Regions from separate parts of the Homo sapiens genome. Here region 1 is linked to region 2. A link is a loop called in an ENCODE intact Hi-C map of the cell type or tissue named here. Cell type or tissue: HCT116. All regions are shown on one strand. Each heading gives the region's core, and the rest is flanking DNA. Links, peaks and the distances in the headings are about the cores only. Region 1 has its middle 72 kb from the start of NELL2. Region 2 has its middle 71 kb from the start of DBX2.

Region 1 (8,343 bases), core at 29-8,028, 170 kb after region 2:
ATCTGACAATTATGTGTCTTGGAGTTGCTCTTCTCGAGGAGTATCTTTGTGGCGTTCTCTGTATTTCCTGAATCTGAACGTTGGCCTGCCTTGCTAGATTGGGGAAGTTCTCCTGGATAATATCCTGCAGAGTGTTTTCCAACTTGGTTCCATTCTCCCTGTCACTTTCAGGTACACCAATCAGACGTAGATTTGGTCTTTTCACATAGTCCCATATTTCTTGGAGGCTTTGCTCATTTCTTTTTATTCTTTTTTCTCTAAACTTCCCTTCTCGCTTCATTTCATTCATTTCATCTTCCATTGCTGATACCCTTTCTTCCAGTTGATCGCATCAGCTCCTGAGGCTTCCGCATTCTTCACGTAGTTCTCGAGCCTTGGTTTTCAGCTCCATCAGCTCCTTTAAGCACTTCTCTGTATTGGTTATTCTAGTTATACATTCTTCTAAATTTTTTTCAAAGTTTTCAACTTCTTTGCATTTGGTTTGAATGTCCTCCCATAGCTCAGAGTAATTTGATCGTCTGAAGCCTTCTTCTCTCAGCTCGTCAAAGTCATTCTCCATCCAGCTTTGTTCCGTTGCTGGTGAGGAACTGCGTTCCTTTGGAGGAGGAGAGGCGCTCTGTGTTTTAGAGTTTCCAGTTTTTCTGTTCTGTTTTTTCCCCATCTTTGTGGTTTTATCTACTTTTGGTCTTTGATGATGGTGATGTACAGATGGGTTTTCGGTGTGGATGTCCTTTCTGTTTGTTAGTTTTCCTTCTAACAGACAGGACCCTCAGCTGCAGGTCTGTTGGAATACCCTGCCATGTGAGGTGTCAGTGTGCCCCTGCTGGGGGGTGCCTCCCAGTTAGGCTGCTCGGGGGTCAGGGGTCAGGGACCCACTTGAGGCAGTCTGCCTGTTCTCAGATCTCCAGCTGCGTGCTGGGAGAACCACTGCTCTCTTCAAAGCTGTCAGACAGGGACATTTCAGTCTGCAGAGGTTACTGCTGTCTTTTTGTTTGTCTGTGCCCTGCCCCCAGAGGTGGAGCCTACAGAGGCAGGCAGGCCTCCTTGAGCTATGGTGGGCTCCACCCAGTTCGAGCTTCCTGGCTGCTTCGTTTACCTAAGCAAGCCTGGGCAATGGCGGGCGCCCCTCCCCCAGCCTCGCTGCCGCCTTGCAGTTTGATCTCAGACTGCTGTGCTAGCAATCAGCGAGACTCCGTGGGCGTAGGACCCTCCGAGCCAGGTGTGGGATATAGTCTCGTGGTGCGCAGTTTTTTAAGCCGGTCTGAAAAGCGCAATATTCGGGTGGGAGTGACCCGATTTTCCAGATGCTGTCTGTCACCCCTTTCTTTGACTCGGAAAGGGAACTCCCTGACCCCTTGCGCTTCCCAGGTGAGGCAATGCCTCGCCCTGCTTGGGCTCGCGCACGGTGCGTGCACCCACTGGCCTGTGCCCACTGTCTGGCACTCCCTAGTGAGATGAACCCGGTACCTCAGATGGAAATGCAGAAATCACCCGTCTTCTGCGTCGCTCACGCTGGGAGCTGTAGACCGGAGCTGTTCCTATTCGGCCATCTTGGCTCCTCCTCCGACACATTTCTAATAAGGTCTGAATTCTGTTATGAACCGTTTAGTATTCCTTGCAATTCTTGGGCCACTAAATAATTCCCCCTTTCTTGCTATCTGGAGATACATACTCTTGGTTATGAGGCATTCCAGAGGAGAAAACAGATGGATCAGCTGAAATCCATCGTTATTACAGGAAAAAAACCCCAAGTGCACAACTCTAAGTATGTGTTCTCCTACGGAGAGACTAGACAAAAGCCACCACATTAGTTAAAAATTGTGCATTAACTACTTTTTAAATTAGAGGATGAAGAACTCTTTTTAGAGTCATTTCTGAGTATTTATGGGTTTTTTTCTTTGATGACAGTGTTAATTAACAGAAACTAACTAATGGAATTAACTGACCCTATTTCTATAGCCACATCCTCTGTTAGGAATCTGAGTGCTAGTTCAGTGACTCCAGACAATAACTCTAGCCCTTATATATTCTGATTAAAGGTGCAGTCATAACTATCAGCTCTTTTGAGAGATTTTGAGGAACAATCTGAGGCTAAGTTGTAATATTTGTGAGTGAGGCCTGGGGAAAATGTACTGTAATGAGACCTAAAGTTTAAAACCCAAGCTGAGGGTGTAATAGTTTAAATACAGGATGAAGTCAGTTCAAGGGACTAATGCAATGACGTGGGACAGAAGAAACTTCTTGGGGGCAGCATCAGGTGGGATTAGAATAATTAAATAGGGAGCTGTATGTATATGCTGTTGAGATGTTTAACAGATGGAGCCTGAGGAGCAGGACCAATACTACCAACAAAGACCAATACCAAGGGAAAGGGATACAGGGGTTAGTTAAGTAGGCTGGCCCCTCCAACTCTATCTGCTCCTCAGTCTGCTGATTCTGGCAACTGTAATTCTGGATGAGGCTCTCAACACCTTGAGGAACCAAAGGTACCAGACAGGCAGGTGAGAGCTCCATTTAGATATACTGGCTACACCTGGTAGGGGGTTAGATCGGGAGGCTATAGGCCTCCCTATAGGCTGATGTTCATGAGAACAATTAATATTTATGTCCAATACAAAATATAGCAGGTTTGGAAGCAGCAGAATCTTCTAGGGCATCATGTTTCACTACATAAGGCTGTTATTGATCTGTGGAGTCTGTGTAGCTATTGACAGAGATGTTAGATTTTACTAAAGGTAGCTGGGGACAGTAATGAATGATACCACCCAGAGTCCCAGATATTCCAATTGTATTAGGTTAAAAACTAAAAGTACAACTTCCTCTTTTGAATCCATTCTAATTTTAAAGTACCTTCTGATACCAAGTACTTTGCATTTTCCAGATGAGGAAACATAAGCTTACAGGGATTAAATATATGGCCTTAATCATCCTCTCATGCTAATAAATGGCAAATTGGATTTGAATACAAGTTGGTCTGATCCCAAAGCCTGTATATATTCTGTTTCCTCATTCTGATATGTAGCTTTCCTTCTTCAGGGAGACCTAGTTCTTTGGACATGCGTGAAAAACTAGAAATCTAGGTAGAAAGGTTATCAGCATACCAGGCATCAGTAACCCCGATGGCATCTTCATCTGGCTCCAAATATCTGAGGTCTGTTCCCTACATTAATAGTTTTTTTTGTTGTTGTTGTTTGTTTTTTGACAACGGAGTCTCGTTCTGTCGCCAGGCTGGAGTGCAGTGACAGGATCTCGGCTCGGCTCACTGCAACCTCTGCCTCCCGAGTTCAAGTGATTGTCCTGCCTCAGCCTCCCAAGTAGCTGGGACTAAAGGCACATGCCACCATGCTCAGCTAATTTTTGTATTTTTAGTAGAGACGGGGTTTCACCATGTGGGCCGGGATGGTCTCGATCTGTTGACCTCGTGATCCATCCGCCTCGGCCTTCCAAAGTGCTGGGATTACAGGCGTGAGCCGCCACTCCTGGCCCATTAATAGTCTTTTAGCGTCAGCATCCACTGCTGTTTGGTGTGTGCAGCCTGTAAACCTCAGAACATCCCTGGAGCCCTTTCCTTTCACGGCCTCCAGAGGGCAGCCTGCCGCAACGGTGCTCCCGATCCCCCTAGTGGTCACTAGGAAGCTCCAACCTTCACTCGGAGATCAACGTTCCCAGGAACATTCTCAAAGCCCCGCGGATGTTGCCCAGGGAAGCAAGGGTGTGTGACACCACCTAGAGTCGCCTTCATAGCTTCCCTTTAGGTGCTCCTGGGGAATGTCCATTAGCACCACCCCAACTCAAGATGACTTCTCAAACCTGCCAGTTGTACAGTGTTGGATACTACAGGGTAGATTCTGTCACTAAATTTCAGGAAGAATATAACAGGTATCTAGAGGATGTGGCAGCAAGTCCAAACTTTATTTTTGTACGTCCCTCAAAATGCACAGGGTGGCTTATTTAAATTATCTCCCAGAAGCAGCTCTGGATGTCTTATATTTCCCCAAGGTAAATATTTAAATAACTCTTGTAACAATCTTAAGTTACGTGGGATACTGTATTTGTAATTTTTCTGGGATCTATTTTTTTGTTCTATTTATACGGTATATTTAAATAACATTGGCAAACCCTATGCAGTCTAATGCAGGAATGCTATCAGCTTTTTTCGTGATTTAATATAATCATGATGACATATTACAGCAGTTATTTCCTTGTTATTCATATTTTTTTATTTTATTAATTATTATTTTTTTTGAAACGGAGTCTCACTCTGTCTCCCAGGCTGGAGTGCAGTGGCGTGATATCAGTTCACTGCAGCCTCTGCCTCCAGGGTTCAAGTGATTCTCCTGCCTCAGCCTCCCGAGTAGCCGAGATTACAGGCAGCCGCCACCATGCCTGGCTAATTTTTGTATTTTTAGTAGAGATGAGGTTTCACCATGTTGGCTAGTCTGCTCTCGAACTCCTGACCTCGGGTGATCCACCCACTTCAGCATCCCAAAGTGCTGGGATTATAGGCATGAGCCACTGTGCCCGGCCCCTTGTTATTAATTTAAATAACAACTGTAGATTAATTATTTTAAAATATAAATATGTGGCATCTGTATTGAAATATACAAATATTTTAACATGTATATTTTGGTTATTAAATATAGATACCAAGTATATATCTATTTCATAGCCTCTACTGGAGTTTATCAATATTGTTTTATTATTATATTTAAAATAGAGCAACATATTTTAAAAATAGTTGTTGCCTTAAAATAATTGCAATAGAAAAGACTTTGTCAATATGTCTTTATGGGAAAAGATCCAGATTTTAATAAAATAGGAAATAACCCTTTCATCAGACATATTCTATTGAACACCACTTAATTATAAACAAATCAAAGCAAATTTGATTTGTTGAGAAAATACTTACAGGGTAACTCAGTACAGTGTCAAGTGCTGTATAAAATGAAAATAGGAATATGACATGATTTCTATCCCCAAAGTTCTGGGGGATGAGTAAAGGCAAGTTCCTAAATAACTTTTAATGAAGACTTAACAGTTGAAATCCCATTATCTCAGCAAAACAAAAGCAAACTAACAATCTAATAAAAATGAGAAAATTACCAATTTAAATAATGTTGACAATACTGCCCATCATTCCTTTTAATGATTGCCTGGAGTGAGCATGACAATGGAGATGCGAACCTGTGGTTTCCTCAGTTTGTCTCTGTTCTGAAGTGCAAGTATATCCACTGAGCTGAGTGATTCTAGTTTTTAAAGATATACATATATGCATTTTTCATGTAAAGTGTACCCTAAAAGCAAGCCAACTACTTCACCTGGTGCTCAACCAAAGAAACAGGAATCTGTTCCAATGCTGGAGGAAAAACTGGCTGTGCCAAACCAACTTGCGGTCTCCAGGGGAGTGCCTGTCGAAGGACTTTTCCAGGGTAATTTTGATTATGTATGATTTTCTCGTTTCTGATTTTAGAATCTAAGAGGTTTGACTCTATTGTAAGATAAGTATTACCAGAGAAATACAAGCAGCTTAGAGGGGTTTGGTTGCCAGGTTAGGTAGTTTGACTTTAGTTTGCTATATGGTAGGAGGCTGCTAAAGGTTACTGAATAAGAAATGTCATAATACTGGGTTTTAGAATATTTATTTGGCAGTAATATCCTGGACAGACTGGATGGTGGAAAAACCAGAGGCAAAGAGGCAATTAAGAAGCCATTATAATATAATTGTAGGCGTGAAGAAGAGGGGATGATTATCAGACCTAGGGTGGAGATAGAAAAAGTTAACCATTCTAACTGACTAGAGTAGATTAAAAACAGAGGTTTTTAGTTTGGGTGACCATGAGATTGGTGGCTTCTTTAACCAGAATTAGAGAAATCAGGAGAATAACTGGTTTTGGTTAGGAAGATGAGTGTGATTTTTGTTGGAGTGTGAGGTGACTGACTGTAAGGCATCCAGGTGGAGATGCCTTTAGCAATGGGTTGGAACTGCAGGAAAGAATTCTCAAAATGTTAGGTTTTGAGGTACATTCTGTTTAGGAATGGCTCTTGAAATCATGAGAATAGACACTTGGCTAATAAAAGTCAGCCTTGTAGAAAGAAGGGAGGGAAAGTGCAAGTGTAGGTTCTTGGGGATTACTGGCCTTTGGAGCCTGGAGGAAGAAAAGAAGCCACTAAGTGACCAAAGAAAGAACATTCAGGAAAACTATTCAGGGCAAGAATATATTAAAAAGAGAGGTGTCATTGTGTTGCTAAAAGTTCAAGAATTATATGAAAAATAATGAACTAATTTTGGAGGTAGAAAGTAAAAGAACTTAATAGGAGAGTAAGATAAGAGATATTATTTTAAAGTGGACAGGAGTTAGATAATTTCAGGGAGAAGAGATAGCAAATGGTTTGAAACGTTACTGAAATTCCAAGGAGGGATGGAAACTGAGTTTAGAGAGCTGGGCATTTAAACCTGAGCTTAGGATATATGGCATATTAAGTAGTTTTTTTCTGGATTATAAACTTGTGCGAGACTAACACATGTGTAAAAATCATACACATTTAGTTACGTAGTTCATTCTGAATATGGTGAAAATAATAAAAGGATAGGAAATTGGGATTTTCTCATAAATGACAGGGATTTTAAACTTGTGCGAGACTAACACATGTGTAAAAATCATACACATTTAGTTACGTAGTTCATTCTGAATATGGTGAAAATAATAAAAGGATAGGAAATTGGGATTTTCTCATAAATGACTATGCAAATAGTCATTTGGTAACCTCCTAAGAGAGTGTGGGCTGAAGTCAGGTTCAATCCAAGATGTGATTTGGAGTTAAAAAAATATAGACTTTGCTTTCGAGAAGTTTAGTGATAAGAGCAAGGAGAGAGAAGGGTGTGGTTACAAGGCAGGAAAGACCTGGAAGATGGCTTAGACTAGCCTGATGGTCTCATTGCACCATCTGGATAATTTTTTAGTGAATCTTTTGTGTATTTTTTCAGCCTTTTTCTTTGCATGTGTTATTTTGAAATCACTTAATATGATACACATTTTGTAAATGTCCAGCTTAAGAAATGGAAAAGTGTCATACAGCATTTAATGCCATGTGAATATAGAAATATACAGAAACTACTTTTAATGCATAATCTGAGTGAAGAGTTTCCACAAGGGTTTAAATCAAATAAGATGGTTTCCATAACTCCTAAATAACTTCTAAAGTATCTTTAAGGTTACTGCTGCCTATGAAATACTGTGATTCTCCCTCCATACTCTAGACCCAGAAGTCTTTGAATTAGCGGAGTGGAAGATGTGGACCCTTCTATGGCAGAATATTTCTCATTATAGGATGATACTGCAGTACCACGCCTATCCTTTCCCGAGTGCCAACACTTTTTCTGTGAGAAAAGACTTTCTTACCTGAGTGATTTTTTCCTATTGGGTGCATTCAAGTATTTACAATACTTATTGGTAAAACAGAATTAGCTATAGCTTTTAGAGCATATTAGATTTAGCGAGACAAGAAACATAATCATTACCCTTTAGGAATCAAGGTAGCACAAAATGTGAGGAAAATGTTTTGGAAATATTTGCTTCAAACTAATCAGCTAATGTTAACAAAGCATTCTATTCTGAGAAGAGGAATTACAAATATAATAGTAGTACCTACCGCATGACAGTTTTTTAGAGTTAAAATTCATAACATCCATATCTCACAAGGCCTGGAGATAGAGCAGGTATAATCTTTTCATTGCCATATCCAGAAAATGTCTCATTTTTCTTCATCTTTCAAAATCCCTAGCTCATGGAGGCCCAGAATGTGGGACTTTCAGTGTTAAAACCAAGAAAGTTATCTGTAAATTGGGAAGAGTTGGAATATCTATTTGGAGCAAAGCCGCTGGACTATGCTTATCCTTCCATCCTGTAGTAATCTACAAAGCTCCTCATTTGGTGAAGATGTTAACACCTGACTTCTTTCTTTCTTTCCATGACTACCTTTGGTATATATACATATATATATAAAGTACATTCAATGGATTTTGTTTTAAGTCTCTTGACCTTTTCTTTTCTTTATTTCTTTTTTTTTTTTTTTTTTGATGGGGTCTCACTCTGTTGCCCAGGCTGGAGTGCAGTGGTGTGACCTTGGCTCACTGACACCCCCGTCTCCCAGGTTCAAGTGATTCTCCTGCCTCAGCCTCCCAAGTAGCTGGGATTACAGGTGTGGGCCACCATGCCTGTCTAATTTTTTGTATTTTTAGTAGGGGTGGGGTTTTACCATTTGGCCAGGTTGGTCTCGAACTTCTGACCTCAGGTGATGGGCCCGCCTTGGCCTCCCAGATTTTTGGGATTACAGGGGTGAGCC
Region 2 (8,343 bases), core at 329-8,328:
ACCTTACCCCCAGTATGAAATATTGTGTACTGTTATGTTGAGCACTTCAAATCTTTTTTTATTTTTTATTCTCAGCATTTGAATGAAAATCCTAGATAGCTAAAGGATTTTTTTCTCACAGGTGAAGAAGAAGCACATTATCAGCAGCAGAAATGGTTTCTGGGAATTTATTATCAGTCATCTTTGTTTTAATCAGTGCCAAGTATTTTTTGACATTTGCTGAACTTGGTTTCCTTTTAAAGTGCAAGAAGTTGTCATAATTAAAAGCAATGGCAGCACATAAATGAAGAAAAATGGAAGTATTCAAAATGAGAATGGAATCCTAGGCTGCAGGTGCTGGGAAAGACTGCCTAGTCTAAGCACACATACCTGGGTGATGAAGAAAATCAGGTATCAGTGACAGCTGTGAGAATATGTCATGACTCAGTCTACATTCATGGGTGAGTCTTTAGTCAACCTGTTGACCCGCCTTTTTTAAATTGAGTAATGAATCCACTTCTGGATACTCATGTGGAGATGTGTTACAGTTGGGAGATGACAGAAATGTCATCGTGGAAAAATAGCTGGGCATTTGACAAGGCTTGAAATGTGATTATACCAACTGACTGCTGCTTGGTAATCAAACTTCAAATGAGCAGTACTTTGGGGCAAACAGACATGGCTCATGACTCCCCAGTCTGCATTCAGCTCTCCATCCCTCCTCTGATATATTGTATTGCTCTGCTCACCAGGAAATTAAAAATCAGAGGCCAGTTGATTCTTCTTACTTTTTTTTGAGACAGGGGTCTTGCTATGTTGCCCAGGCTGGTCTTCAACTCCTGGGCTCAAGCCTCTACCTTCTGAGTAGCTGGGATTACAAATGCCCACTAGTGTGCCCAGAGCAAGAGAATTCTTAATGCTTAGCCAAAAGCAAATGTTTTAAGCAGTATTTTTATATACATTCCTATTTGAGTAATTAATAGCAAGATAATCTTCTCTGGCAAGTTATCCATCCTTCATGAGTATTCCGCTTGTAATTAGAAGCTTGTGCCGATGTGAGCAGACAAGCCTATAGGGCTCATTTTCAGGAGAGAAAATTTATTCCTTAATTCAGTATACCTTATTCAGTGTATTTTTATTGTTCGGTAAACATAGTACCTACCGCATGCCATGGATTAAAGATTCAAAGTGAATAAACTGACTCCCTGCTTTTTATAATTGGAAGGACAGATAATTAAACATGATTACATATGGACACAAAACATTATATACACTAAGATAGGATAGAGTGGGCACATGTTTCTATGGGAGAATTTTTGATAGGCACCTAACCTACCCTTTAATAGTCACTTGACCCCTTTGCAGATGAGGGAAAGGTCTGGGGGAGAAGACAGTTAAGCAGAGCATTTAAGCGCACATATAAGCCAGAAAAGGGGAACAGAAGAGAAGAGAAAAATCTAAGCAGAAGGGCTAAAATGTGCAAAGGTCAGGAGGCAAAACAAAGAGCATGGTAGATTTTTGGAACTGCAAGAAATTGGTACAGCTGGAGCTAAGGAAGGGCCAGATCATGAAGGTCTTCAAATGCTGTTCCAAGAAGTTTGGATTTTACTCTAATGGTTCTAAGGCAACGCTGAAGGGTTTTTAACAGGAAGGAGAATGGTTGAATGCACGGAGAAGGCATTGGCATGTGGGTGAGCCTGGAGGCATGGATTCTAGTTGGGAAGCTATTGTGACAATGCCAGCTGAGGAAGCAAAGTGCCTGAAGGACTACAATTCACATCCCCAATGTGACAGCCTTCCTACAGCTGTGTGCTGTGAATTGAAAGTTTGTGAGGAAAGAAGAGGTGAGGATAGAGGAATTTTGAGCTCTTCTGTGCTCTTTGCCCTTTTAAGTGTTGTTAAATCATGGCATCTTCATTTTTAGAGACTCATGCACTCAGAATAGTGTGGTCTGAATACTGTAACTTGATAGAAGAAAAAAACTCATGTTACTCAACACTGAAATAGAGTAATGACACTTGAGTACCTAACAGCCAGATCCAACATGTTAGGGATATTAACAGAGTTGTCAAATTTCACCAGTTCTTACTAATACACTCTTTTGTGTTTATCGTATGACTTGTTCATGAAATACTTACAAATAAATTCATCCATAGGTTAGAGATTAAAATTTTTCCTTCATGAATTCTTAGTTTTAGAGTGAAGAAGACTGTATCTTGTTCACCCAGTGCCTCAGACAGGAACTAGCATATAGTAAGTGCTTAATAGGAGGTTGAAAGTCAAGAATTAAAAACATGCTCCCTGAAATTAATTTTCTGGGACTTTTAATAATTCTCATAAAAATTATAAGGAATTTAACATCAAACAAATATTAACTGGATATAAAATAAGCAAACGCCATATTCATTTGGTATAAATGTAGCTTCAGTTTTATTTGTATGACTTGCAAAAACTCAGTGGGAAATGTGTGGGTGCACCTGAGTGAAGAATTTGGTATTTTGAAACTTAGAACTATTTGAAATGAAAAAAATTGAGTGGTTAAAATAATAGATGGGATGAACTAGGGGTTTAAGGGTGACTCATAATTTTCTTCTCAAGGCTGTGACTCCAGAAAACCCAAGTTCTAGCTTCCTCTAATGCCTACAGAGATGATTCTAGATCAAGGACTGGAGAGCTTTTGAATAAAAGAATTGGGAAAGCCTATGTGTATACATATACCTAACCATCAATTGTGTCCAAATCTTCAGACACAATTATAATATTTATATAATATATACTTATAATTTGTAATTATAAAAACCTCTTAGATTTAAGAAAAATCATATACTTAAAAAATGTTAGTATTGCATTTTCCTGGTCATCTTGAGTGATGCTCTTGAAACATGAAACCTTTATTTTTTCTTTCTTTCTTTCTTTTTTTTTTTGGAGACAGAGTCTCGCTCTGTCGCCCAGGCTGGAGTGCAGTGGCACGATCTCGGCTCACTGCAAGCTCCGCCTCCCAGGTTCACGCCATTCTCCTGCCTCAGCCTCCCGAGTAGCTGGGACTACAGGTGCCCGCCACCACGCCGGGCTAATTTTTTGTATTTTTAGTAGAGACGGGGTTTCACTGTGTGTTAGCCAGGATGGTCTCGATCTCCTGACCTCGTGATCCGCCCGCCTTGGCCTCCTAAAGTGCTGGGATTACAGGCATGAGCCACCGCACCTGGCCAAAACCTTTATTTTTTCAATAGAAGAACAATAGTGCAGCATTTTATATATCTGTGCTCTTATATAACAGTACAGGCATGAAACTCTATTACACTAAACAAATTATGTACTGAATGCATGCTACCATTTTCTTTAAAATGTTCTTTGTATTTTAGGCATAACAGCGCTGCATACAGGAATAATATTTTCATGGAGACTCCTTACTAGATATTTAATAAAGGTCAGTCGCTACCAGTGATGTTCGTAACACCTTGCCCCGAGAAAATTTGCCTTTGAGTATATTATTCTAGATGCCTTTTTTTCTTACTGATATAGGATGTAATTTTATTTAGTTTTAAATTTAAGTTATATGCATCCAAGGAGCTTTTCCATTTTTCTTTGCTACTGCCTATACGATGCCTTAGTTTATTTAACAAGAGTTCCAAGTGGGGAACATGGAGAATTTTAGTGTAAGTGGAAATACTGGGACTTGCATTTTCCTGTTGGTGGCAGCACTTCCCTTGCTTTCTGTGTCCAGGACAGGAAGAGTTTGAATTGAAAGTAATCAGATCAAATTGAGCATTCAGGAAGGGGATATTTGAGTACAGAATGTCTTGAATCAATTAGGTGAATAATAATGAAACGATTATGTATGTACAGTAAAGCAACTTCATTTTTAAAAAACAAATTCACAAAAACAAATTGATTTAGAGATGATATATTTACAGGACAAAAAAAAGGCAAAATCTTTCAGCTAGTGAGCTTTTCTATTGAATTTAAAGTTTGATACTGGCATTAAAATTTTTTAATTTTATCAGTTCATTATGTCCTATTTTCTTTCAAGGAATGGAAGATGTTAACAGTAAGAGAAGTTTGTAGACACACCACAGTAAAGTACACTAATTTTGTATGATATAGAATGCTTTGCATTTGACAGCTTTTTGCAGTTCTATAGGCCTATTACTATGCCTCATCTCATTTTCATCTTCTATCAACTATGTGTAATATCCCCAGCACAAGAAACAAAAGGTTATAAAGGTACAGCAAACTCAAGGTCACAACCTGGTGTAGAACCCAGGACTTGTATCATCTAATCCAGCATCACTTCCACAAACCTTCATTCTTAGGAGGTTTTTTGTTTTTATTTTTTAGTGGAGGCATATGTCTATTATAAATTGTTTTGGACACCTGGCTGTATTAAAATATTGTTGCAGAATATTGAGAAATGTCTTTTACATTTGGAAATAATAGACATTTTTTGTATCACATTTAAAAATATTCCTTTCATTTAAAAATGTTTCAGTAAATTTACTATACCCACATATAAATTTAGGATAGATGCTAATCTTCTTAATAAGTTAATGAATATGTGACTGATATTTTACCCTACATTCTGAAATAATAATTTGACATTACTTTTCTTTATCAAGAAAACTATTCACTCATCAGTTTACATCATGCCCTGATTTCATTTGAGGAAATATTTTAAATGTGCCTTTGATCCAATGATTTAAAGAAATATACATAAAACATAAGCCGAATAAGTAGAAAATTATGTGTAACATCACCACCTTGATTTAATAAGAAGGGCAGAATCTAATTTTATTCTGTCCAGAGAAAAAAAAGGATGGAGATGTGCAGAAGCATTGGGCATCCAGGTGATGCGTACCCAATATCAGTCTGTTAAACTGAGTAATTTTTAAAACTACATTTAATCAGTACATAGCTGGTGCTCCATAGTACTGACTGGTTAATTAACTGACTTTGGTAACTTATTGATCTGACTGGCTTTTTCCTTATCTGTTTTCCTATTTGCTGCCTAGTGGCTCCATCTCTTGTCAATTCGTGTCCAGCTTCAGGCAAGGCTTTTCCCTTAAAACTGATTTTCTTGCTGTTCTTTGGTTTAGCTTTGGAAATGTTCTGAAAAGGGCATTGTTTTTGAGCAGGAGTGATGGCAAATGGTGACTGGACTTCCTGTTAAGTGGCTCCTCTGAGTATGGGAGGGATACAACTGCTGTCAATATAGAAAGACACCTGATTTTGTAGAGATGATTTGCTCCATTTGTCACCTAGTGGTGGCTGAACAGAAGTTCTTTTTTCATGTTTTGTTTTGAACAAAAAAGTTCTTAGCCCAAAGGAAAGTGTGAAATAACTGGTGCGGCTCCGTGGCTCTTACTCTCCTGTATGGCCCAGCTCTGGGATCCTCTGAGCTTGTCAAGTCCCTCCACCTTTCCAGCTTCCCCATATCTCTCAGCAATCTGTTTAGCCTAAGCTACTCTGAAGTGGCGTCCCATTTTCTAAAACCATTCTCCATGCCCCACCCCTCCAAGAGAAACATTTTAATTTCAATAGGGACTTTGCCAGCTGGTTCTTAAAAGAGCAGCAATTAAGCCAATTCACACCAATATGTGTAGTAATCGTTATAATAATATTTACATTTTAGAAGAATACACTTTTAAACAAAGAAATTAATTTATAATGACAGAAGTTCATATAGGTAAAGATAGGTTTGAGCCAAGAGTGTACCAGATACTTATTAAGTGGAAATTTATTCTCATTCTTATTAAATCTAGATATTTTGAAGAATAAGAATTTATTTGGATGAAAGCTGGCAATTTGCTTATTAACTGGTGCCATGCTTGGTCAAATTCTGCTTGCATCTGACTGCCCTGTAAATGGCTAAGCTGCCATGTAGTTTAGTCAAGGACAAGCTCAGTAATTTAGTTGAGGACAATCTCACTGCAACCTCTGCCTCCTGGGTTCAAGCAATTCTCCTGCCTCAGCCTCCCGAGTAGCTGGGATTACAGGTACCCACCACCACACCCAGCTAATTTTCATATTTTTAGTACAGACGGGGTTTCACCATGTTGGCCAGGCTGGTCTCAAACTCCTGACCTCAGGTGATACAACCTTCCTTCTCAGATATGAATGAAAGGGTTACTAATGTTGTAAAATTTGCACCAAAGGGATACTAAAGGCAATTTCTGTCTTTAGCTGGCTATGCGGCTTTGGAAGGCAAGGTATATAACCTTTCTAAACCACAGCTTTCATATCAACTTCATGTGGCCCATGTGTATTATTCCTGGATAGGGAATATCATTAATATTCCCACATTTGTATGTAAACTTAAAACAATTATCAGAATTTCATTGCTGTTATTTATTTACTTTATTTATTTATTTTTTGACGTAGTTTTGCTCTTGTGACTCAGGCTGGAGTGCAATGGTGTAATCTTGGCTCACTGCAACCTCTGACTCCTGGGTTCAAGCAGTTCTCCTGCCTCAGCCTCCCGAGTAGCTGGGATTACAGGCACCCACCACCACACCCAGCTAATTTTTGTATTTTTAGTAGAGACGGGGTTTCACCATGTTAGCCAGTTTGGTCTAGAACTCCTGACCTCGGGTGATCCACACACCTCGGCCTCCCAGAGTGCTGGGATTATAGGTGTGAGTCACTGCGGCCGACCATTGTTGTTGTTTTTAACTTATCAAAATAAAGCTAATGTGAAAGACTAAGCATAGAAATACTGTCAAGAAAACTGTGAAAGAAAACAAATAGTAAAGGGGAGCTTACCATACAGATTTTATTAAGTTGGTGCAAAAGTAACTGCAGGTTTTGCAATTACTGGTGTACAGTAATTTGCCAATGGCAAACCCTGCAGTTACTTTTGCACCAACCTAATAAAACTCCCTATATGGCTACTGCAATCAAAATAATATGAATATTGGCTCAAGAATGAACAAATCAATCAGTGGAACAGAACAGAGAGCACAGAAACTGATTCAGGTATTCTTCAAAATAAGTACTTAATATATGATGATGCTGACATTTCAATTTAGTGGGAAAAGGAAGAATTACCTTATAAATAGTGTTAACATAATGGAATATTCACCTGAAAGGAAAAAAATAGATTTGGAACTTACAGCAAATAGAAAGAGAAATTCCAGCTGTATAAATGACCTAGGTAGAGAGATATATAACTACAAAACATCAAACTATAATGAAAGAGACTATGAATGACCTCGGGGGTAGGATAGGGACCCTCATAGGCAAGGCAGAAAAATCCAGAAACCATTAGAAAATATGCATAGACGTGACTACATAATGACATAACATTTCTGAATGGCAAAAGACACCATTATAAAGTTGAAAGACAAATGATAGATTAGGAAAGAATATTTGCCCTATATGTGACAAGGTGTTAATTTTCCTTATAACAGTGACTCTTGCAAATGGATAAAAGACAAGAAATATAATAGAAAAATATGTACACAATTTGATCTAGCAATTCTCAGAAGAGGAATAGGAATACAAATAGCCAATAAATATACGTAAAGATGCTGTACCTCAGTGTAGTCAGGGATATGTAAATTAGAGAAGTAAAGAGATATCATTTTTCATGTATCAGAGATGTAGAAGATTTAAAAAATGGATCAAATTCACTTTGGCAAAAGTGTGGGGAAAATGAATAATTATTAAGCACTATTGGTGAGTATTGACTTGCTAAAACATTTTTGAAAATGATCTGATAATATTAAATTTAAATTTGCATATATTAGGCCTAGAAGTGCTATTTCTCAGAATGTAGCTTACATAAATAAAAGCACTAGTTTTTGAGGAAAAAGCCATGTAAAACTATATTTTTGCATTAAAAAAATGACACCCCCAAACCCTAGATACATCCTGCTTTGCTTAGAATGTGTCCCCCCAAATTCCTGGATTGGAAACAATTCCCAATGCAACAGCGTTGGGAGGTGGGACCTTTAATAGGTGATTAGGTCATGACGACTCTCATGAATGGATTAATGCCATCATCAAAGGAGTGGGTTAGTTATGTGGGACTGGGTTCCTGATAAAAGGATGAATTTGGCCCCCTTGTCTCTCTCTCATTGGTCTTTTGCTCTTCCACCCTTCTGCCATGGGACAATGATGCAGAAGGCCCTTGCTAGATGTGGCCCCTTGGTCTTGGACTTCCCAGACTCCAGAACAATGAGTCAAATAAATTTCTGTTAATTATAAATTACCCAGTCTCAGGTATTCTGTAATAGCACAAAACAGACTAAGACAGACCCTGAATACCTGCCCATAGGAAATGAATTGAATAGATTATGGCTTATTTATACTATAGAATATTATGCAAATATTTACATAAGTCTATGCTCATTGACTTAGAAAAAT

What was found. Peaks named below come from ENCODE experiments on the same cell type or tissue, not always from the same donor. Only the 100,000 strongest peaks of a DNase experiment are listed, where the experiment ranks them.
Region 1: a loop joins it to region 2, with 13 times the contacts of the local background. A loop is called at or near these places in 6 of 110 quality-filtered maps.

Annotation. Positions count from the first base shown.
Region 1 is chr12:44,944,181-44,952,523 of GRCh38, reverse strand. No RefSeq gene overlaps it. Among named protein-coding and RNA genes, the nearest start is that of NELL2, 72 kb to the right of the region's middle. RefSeq lists an enhancer at 3,676-3,875. In HCT116, for the core only: a CTCF peak has its summit at 3,599 (motif pointing right); a DNase peak (open chromatin) is centred at 3,643; H3K4me3 peaks cover 593 bases.
Region 2 is chr12:45,118,303-45,126,645 of GRCh38, reverse strand. No RefSeq gene overlaps it. Among named protein-coding and RNA genes, the nearest start is that of DBX2, 71 kb to the right of the region's middle. In HCT116, for the core only: CTCF peaks have their summits at 3,661 (motif pointing right) and 5,230; DNase peaks (open chromatin) are centred at 3,705 and 5,219.